Regions from separate parts of the Homo sapiens genome. Here all the other regions are linked to region 1. The links are chromatin loops, found by intact Hi-C in ENCODE. Cell type or tissue: adrenal gland. All regions are shown on one strand.

Region 1 (2,500 bases):
AGGGGCAAGTTAGTTATTGATGGATTTTTTTTTTACATGATTTGTGCAAAGGCCCTTGGAGAGAATGAAGTTAGCAGTATTATCTCATCTTGGAGAAAGCAGCATAATATATCCAGAATCATACTACCAGTAGGATGTGGATATTGTATTCTAATAGCCAGAGTGAATCCAAATTATCTGATTTAGAGATTCCAAAGGATTTCATAAGTCATATGCAATATACCACAAGCATCCTGGTAACTTATAACCTTATTACTAAGATTATTATCTTGAAAAAATTTCTAGGCCGGGCACCGAGGCTCATGCCAGCATTTTGGGAGGGACAGGAGGATTGCTTGAGCTGAGGAGTTCAAGGCCAGCCTTGCAACGTAGCAAGATCCCATCTCTGTTTAAACAGATAAGAGTTTTTTTAATGTCTTAAAGGGCCTCCTGGCAGGGCACAGTGGCTCACTCCTGTCACCCCAGCACTTTGGGAGGCCAAGGTGGGTGAATCATGAGATCAGGAGTTCGAGACTGGCCTGGCCGCCAACATGGTGAAAGCCCATCTCTACTAAAAATACAAAAATTAGCTGGGTGTGGTGGCAGATGCCTGTAATCCCAGCGGTTCCAGAGGCTGAGGCAGGAGAATCGTTTGAACCCAGGAGGTGGAGGTTGCAGTGAGCCAAGATTGTGCCACTGCACTCCAGTGTGGGTGACAGGGCAAGACTCCATCTCAAAAAAAAAAAAAAAAAAAAAAAAGGGCCTCCTGTTGGTCAGGTCACATCACGAGTCAAAAGAAAGTCCCAGACTTCTGCTTCTTCCTGGAAGTATTCCCTTCCTCTCACCTATCATGCACAGCCTGGACAGTATTGATTTCAGTGGTCCCTAACATCCAGCACTCCCAGGTCCCCTCTGTCTCCCTCATACATGACATAGTTCATTGCCTTTTTTGAGCCCGTCTTCTATTCCTCCCATCTCTGAAGCCTAGGGCCCACTTTCAGTCATCAGGAGTCCCCCTTTACCTTCCTGCTGTGGGTCTCCCCTGTGCACATTGCCTCCCTTCTAAGGGTGACTGCTTTCCTTCCACTTTCTTTTCTTTCTTTCTTTGTGCAGTGGTACGATTTTGGCTCACTGCTACCTCTGCCTTCTGGGCTCAAGTGATCTTCCTGCCTCAGCCTCCCGAGTATCTGGGACTACAGGTACACGCCACCATGCCTGGCTAGTTTTTGTTTTTGTGTTTGTTGTTTTATTTTTTTGAGACAGAGTCTTGCTCTGTCGCCCAGGCTGGAGTGCAGTGGCATGATCTCAGCTCACTGCAACCTCCACCTCCTGGGTTCAAGTGATTCTCATGCCTCAGCCTCCCAAGTAGCTTGAACTACAGGTGTGCACCACCACGCCCAGCAAATTTTTGTATTTTTAGTAGAGATGGGCTTTCACTGTGTTGGCCAGGCTGGTCTTGAACTCCTGGCCTCAAGCGATCTGCCCACCTTGACCTCCTAAAGTGTTGGGATCATAGGCGTGAGCCACCGTGCCCATTCCTTTTTTCCTGAACATTTTCCAAGTGAGGTTGTTGGAAATCACGGATGGGGAACTATGCATGCGGAGGGCTGACTGTAATTGATTTCTTTCTGCCTCCTCACTAATCTGCACACTGCAGGCAGGGACCTGGTCTCATCATGCCTGCACCTCCAAGCACTGCCCTCTTACACTGTAGTCTCCCCATTGGTCAGCATGGTTCCATGAAGGAACTCCATTATCACAGCAAGGACTGACCTCACACTGGTGGCTCCAAGTCACTGCCCAAACATTCTGAAGGGAGTAGAACTTCTTGATTCCTCAGATAAATAGAGGACAGATGCTGGACTGTAGCTAAGTATTTCCTTTCATCTACGGGATAAAATACTGATAATTTGAGAGTGATGGACAAGGTTCAGAGTGGTTTCCTCATTTTGTTTTTGTTTTTAATGGAATGCCAACTTCATTTATGCTTGCCGTATGCAGATGGACTCCATCCCACTGGAAACATAACAGGCTTACCAGGTAGCTTCAACCACTGGTTTTATGTGACTCAGGGAGAATTGAAAAGCTGTTTCAGGGGAGATAAAAAGAAGGTAATTACATTTCACCGCAAAAAGTTTTCTTTTCAAGGCAGTAAACGGTCACAACCACCCAGAAACATCACCAAAGAGCCCAAAGTGTTCTTTCATAAAACCCAGTTGCCTGGGATTCAAGGGGCTGCCTCGAGATCCACGGGTGAGTCATTGAATTCCTCATTCAGTGGAGTGAGAATCGTAGCCTGGAGTCCTCTTATCTGCCATGTGAATGTGTACTGTGTGCTTGCTGGTAGAAAGGTCCATAAAATAGAGTATAATTAGATAAACATTTGCTTGGAAATTAGATCTTATGCTCTTCACTCTCTGTTAACTGCTTTCTCTTTAGGGATTGCCACTTTCTTCTCTTTTTCATTTCACTTTAATAAGCGCACACAAAAACCTTGATCCCATCCAGATTACACAGGTAT
Region 2 (2,500 bases), 150 kb before region 1:
GTAATAAATTAAAAAGTGAAGCCAAAAGGAGGTTAATTTGGGGTTTCTTTGGACCTTTAGTAGTAGGGACTGGATCAGGGCAACAGGGAAGCTGTAAGTGTGGATGGAGGGGCATTGGGCAGTAGCGTCTCTGGAATCAGCATCCCAAAGCCCAGGGCATGAGAATAACTTCCTTCTTTGGGACTTGGGTTATAAGGGGTTGTCAGTGTAGAAGAGAGAGTGAGTCCCAGAGAATGGAGAACAGGAAGCCTGTAGAAAATTTGGGATGACTTTGGAGTGGCCCTTCCGAGGCAGTGCAGTACTGGCCGAGTGAAAGCCAGTCAAGGTGGATGACACAGCCTTGAAGCCCCATGAGTGGATCCCCTTGGGATTTTGCCTCTAGACAATTTCCTCTCCTGGGAGAAGGGACAGGTGTGACGATAGTGAAGATTAGTGATGAGTCAGTCCAGGACTGGGGTCAGCCAGGCCCATTGTATTAGCTGGATCAAGGTTCATGTGTGTGTGACCTGGTGTCTCCATGGTGCTGGTATTCTGAGGTCCGGACCCTCAGGCCAGCTCGTGGGGAGCTTCAAGCAGCCATGCCTCCTTCTCTGTGTGTGTTCTCTTTTGTCTGGCATCAGCTGTGGCCTCCATGGCACTTGCTGTCTCCCATGAGGCAGCCAACCTTGGTATGCCTCTGATAGCTGTGTCATGGGAAGGGTGGGCAGCCAGTCCTGAGAGAGGAATGAGTAGATAGGTAATGGAGGCACGGAGTGAAGAAGGGAAGAGTGGCCCTGAAAGAGCATTTAGAGAAGTAAAGCTCCCCCACACACATTGGGATATGGTGATCTCATGGTGAGAGGTGCAGGGGCATGGAGGACTAGCGGGGACCCTTGTTGAACCCTCTGGAGTCAGGATGGGATGGTGCTGTGTCCCAGGGTGTGGTGATGGATGAAAGGGGACCAGGCTGACTTGTCTTCTCCAGAGAGTTGCGTTTGAGTATAGCTCACATACAGAAAAGTGCACTGCAGACTCTCCTTGACCCAACTTAAATCAGGATCCCCTGAGCCCTCTGACCTTGGGCTTCTCCCTTTCCCTATAGGATCCAGTTTGAGCAAGATGTTTGGATGTGCATAGTAGCTCACACCTGTAATTTCACCACTTCAGGAGGCTGAGGCAGGAGGATTGCTTGAGCCTAGGCATTTAAGACCAGCCTGGGCAACATAGCAAGACCCCCATCTCTGCAAATAGTAATGTAAAAATTAGCCAGGTGTGATGGCATGTGCCTTTAGTTCCAGCTTATCAGGAGGGAGAGTCAGGAAGAAGGCAGAAGAATCTCTTAAGCCTGGGAGTTTGAGGCTACAGTGAGCCGTGATCACACCACTGCACTGTGGGCTGGATAATGGGGCAAGACCCTGTCTCAAAACAGAATCTGATATGGTTTGGCTCTGTGTCCCCACCCAAGTCTCATGTCAAATTGTAATTCTCTTGTTAGGGGAGGGACCTGGTGGGAGATGAATGGATCATGGGGGCAGATTTCCTCCTTGCTGTTCTCATGATAGTTCACATGAGACCTGCTTGTTTAAAAGTGTGTAGCACTTCCTTCTTCATTCACCCTCTTTCCTGCTCTGCCATGGTAAGACATGCTTACTTCTTCACCTTCTGCCATGACTGTAAGTTTCCTGAGGCCTCCCAGCCATGCTTCATGTACAGCCTGTGGAATCGTAAGTCAATTAAACCTCTTTTCTTCATAAATTACCGAATCTTAGGTAGTTCCTCACAGCAGTGTGAGAATGGACTAGTATAGAAAGTTGGTAACAGGAGTGGGGCACTGCTATAAAGATTCCTGAAGCTACTTTGGAACTGGGTAATGTGCAGATGTTGGAACAGTTTGAAGGGATCCGAAGAAGACAGGAAGTTGAGGGAAAGTGTGGAACTTCCTAGAGACTTAAATGGTTGTGACCAAAATGCTAATAATATGGACAGTGAAGTCTGGGCTGTGGTGGTCTCAGATAGAGATGAGGAACTTACTGGTAACTGGAATAAAGGTCACTCTCGCTGTGCTTTAGCAAAAAGACTGGCAGCATTGTGCTCCTGCTCTAGAGATCTGTGACAGACACAACTTGAGCTTGAGAAAGATTATTTAGAGTATCTGGCAGAATAAATTTCTAAGCAGCAGTGTTGGAGAGGTCGCCTGGCTGCTTCTTAAAGTCTGCACTCAATTGCATAATCAAAGAAATGACCTAAAACTATAACTTACATTTAAACTGGAAGCAAAGCATGAAAGTTTTGAAAATTTGCTGCCCATTTTCTGGCAGGAATCAAAGGCTGCAGAAATGTACATAAGTAAAGAAGAGCTGAAAGTTAATAGGCAAGATAATGAGCAAAATGCCTGCAGGGCATTTCAGAGACCTTCTCAGCCGCCCCTCCCATCACAAGCCTGGAGGCCTAGGAGAGAAAAATGGTTTTGTGGGCCAGGGTCCAGGGCCCCAGTGCTCTGTGCATCCTCAAGACTTGGCAT
Region 3 (2,500 bases), 280 kb before region 1:
CTTTTTCTCTTTTTCAGAAAATCTTTCAGCTGCCGTTTCCTACTAGTTCCTTGGTAACTGAGGGCAGCTGGCCAGGGCCACCCTCTGGTGTTGCCTGAAGGCCAAGGCGTAAATGGGGATAGCTGCCCTGCCCAGAAGGGGAAAAGACTCTTTTCTCTATTTTCCAGTTACAGTCCCTGATCCCTATCTGTGATGCAACTGGCAGCGGCAGCTCATCCAGGGCGAACTCACGCATATTTCAGGTGACTTAAATCCTCTTTTCTTATGCAAAATTCTCCTTAAAGTCAGCCTGTAAGGGCAAAAGATAATGTATCTCATGCATTTGACTTACCTTCTCTTACTCGATTTGACTGTCTGAAGACCTTTGGGATCCACAAGCTTCAGTAGACATTCTACATCTCAGACTTCACTGAGGGGATCCCATAGGTTGACGGTCATTGCTTCTGCATCAATTTGCTTTCCCTGAATCTCACAGAAATTCTCAACCCCAGCCAGGTGCAGTGGCTCACACCTGTAATCTCTGCACTTTGGGAGGCCAAGGCGGGTGGATCACCTGAGGTCAGGAGTTTGAGACCAGCCTGGCCAACATGGTGAAACCACAGCTCTACTAAAAATACAAAAAAATTGGCTGGGCATGGTGGCACACGCCTGTAATCCCCAGCTACTCAGGAGGCTGAGGCAGGAGAACTGCTTGAACTCGGGAGGCGGAGGTTGCAGTGACCCGAGATCATGCCACTGCACTCCAGCCAGCCTGGGCAACAAGACCAAAACTCCGTCTAAGGCTGGGCGCTGTGGCTCACACCTGTAATCCCAGCACTTTGGGAGGCTGAGGCGGGTAGATCACGAGGTCAGGAGATCGAGACCATCCTGGCTAACATGGTGAAACCCCATCTCTACTAAAAAGTACAAAAAATTAGCCGTGCGTGGTGGCGGGCGCCTGTAGTCCCAGCTACTCAGGAGGCTGAGGCAGGAGAATGGCGTGAACCCGGGAGGCGGAGCTTGCAGTGAGCCGAGATCGCGCCACTGCACTCCAGCCTGGGCGACAGAGTGAGACTCCATCTCAAAAAAAGAAAAACTCTGTCTCAAGAAAAAAAAAAAAAAAAGAAAGAAAGAAATTCTCAATCTCAGTCTTTCACATACCGCTGGATCCTTCCTTCACAGAGAATACCCCACCAACCTTGGTACTATTAACTCTGCAATGTTTCAGAACCTCCTTAGTCCTGTGAGGAATGCAGGAAGATACATCACACTGAAATTAGTGGGATACTAAAAGTCTGGGATTACGCCCAGGAACCAAAGGAAAGCTCACAGTAGACCATCGCCACTGGAGGGAAAACATATAAAGCAGCACTGGTGCCCACCTAAAGTCAGAGATGTCTGACACTCTAAGATTGGACCCCAAAGGGGGATCCTCTAGGGGATCCAACTCCAGACCTCAACCTCTCCAAAGGGGACACCCTAGGCTGAGGTTCTGAGGAATAGTACTACACCCTCCCTAGGATTTTCTCTCTTACAGACAATAATAGGAAACACTCCATCTATTCCATCTGACTCCCTGCTTGGCTGCATCCTCAACGACTGGAATAAATTTGACCCTGATAATCTAAGGAGGAAACACTTGATATTCTTTTGCAATACTGTTTGGCCCCAACATTGTTTGGAATCTGGAGTTTGCTGTTGAATGGGAAAGTGAGATGGAGTTGCATGTATCCAGGCATTTGTGCTGCTGTTCCTTTTTTTTTTTGAGATGGAGTCTCGTTCTGTCACCCAGGCTGGAGTGCAGTGTCGTGATATCAGCTTACTGCAAGCTATGCCTCCCGGGTTCACGCCATTCTCCTGCCTCAGCCTCTCAAGTAGCTGGGACTACAGGTGCCCGCCACCAGGCCTGGCTAATTTTTTGTATTTTTAGTAGAGATGGGGTTTCACCATGTTAGCCAGGATGGTCTTGATCTCCTGACCTCGTGATCCGCCTGCCTGGGATTACAGGCGTGAGCCACCGCACCCAGCCGACTTAAGTAAATCTTTACTAAAGAAGTTGGCTTTAAAATTATTGGTAAAATGAAAATAGAAATGTCTTCAGAATTGTCAACATATATGGTTTTATATTTGTCTTTGCAAGATATTTTAAGGTGTCAGTGTTTGGCACAGAAGGTTATAAAGGTATTAACCCAGCCAAAACAAAAAATGGTCCTGGTTTGTATGCTTTCTTTGACAAATGAGACTAGTTTGGCCGGGCATGGTGGCTAGTGCCTGCAATCCCAGCACTTTGGGAGGCCAAGGTGGGCAGATCACCCGAGGTCAGGAGTTCGAGACCAGCTTGGCTAACACAGTGAAAACCCATCTCTACTAAAAATAAAAAAAATTAACTGGATGTGGTGGTGCATGCCTGTTGTCCCAGCTACTCAGGAGGCTGATGCAGGAGAATCACTTGAACCCAGGAGATGAAGGTTGCAGTGAGCTGAGATTGTGCCTCTGTACTCCAGCCTGGGCAAAAGAGCAA

Evidence for each region. Peaks named below come from ENCODE experiments on the same cell type or tissue, not always from the same donor. Only the 100,000 strongest peaks of a DNase experiment are listed, where the experiment ranks them.
Region 2: a loop joins it to region 1, with 2.0 times the contacts of the local background. A loop is called at or near these places in 5 of 110 quality-filtered maps.
Region 3: it touches region 1 in a loop (2.2-fold over the local background); 6 of 110 quality-filtered maps call a loop at or near these places.

The regions. Positions count from the first base shown.
Region 1 is chr19:57,973,831-57,976,330 of GRCh38, reverse strand. C19orf18 (chromosome 19 open reading frame 18) reads left to right here and starts at 1,797. Exons shown (of 6, transcript NM_152474.5): 1 at 1,797-2,019; 2 at 2,128-2,232. The coding sequence starts at 1,899. In adrenal gland, no CTCF peak of the experiment used is centred here; no DNase peak of the experiment used is centred here.
Region 2 is chr19:58,123,775-58,126,274 of GRCh38, reverse strand. ZNF329 (zinc finger protein 329) reads left to right here. Exons shown (of 4, transcript NM_024620.4): 4 at 1-27. Among named protein-coding and RNA genes, the nearest start is that of ZNF329, 26 kb to the left of the region's middle. In adrenal gland, no CTCF peak of the experiment used is centred here; no DNase peak of the experiment used is centred here.
Region 3 is chr19:58,253,468-58,255,967 of GRCh38, reverse strand. All of the region lies in intron 6 of ZNF544 (zinc finger protein 544), which reads right to left. Among named protein-coding and RNA genes, the nearest start is that of ZNF8-DT, 24 kb to the left of the region's middle. In adrenal gland, no CTCF peak of the experiment used is centred here; no DNase peak of the experiment used is centred here; H3K4me3 peaks cover 239 bases.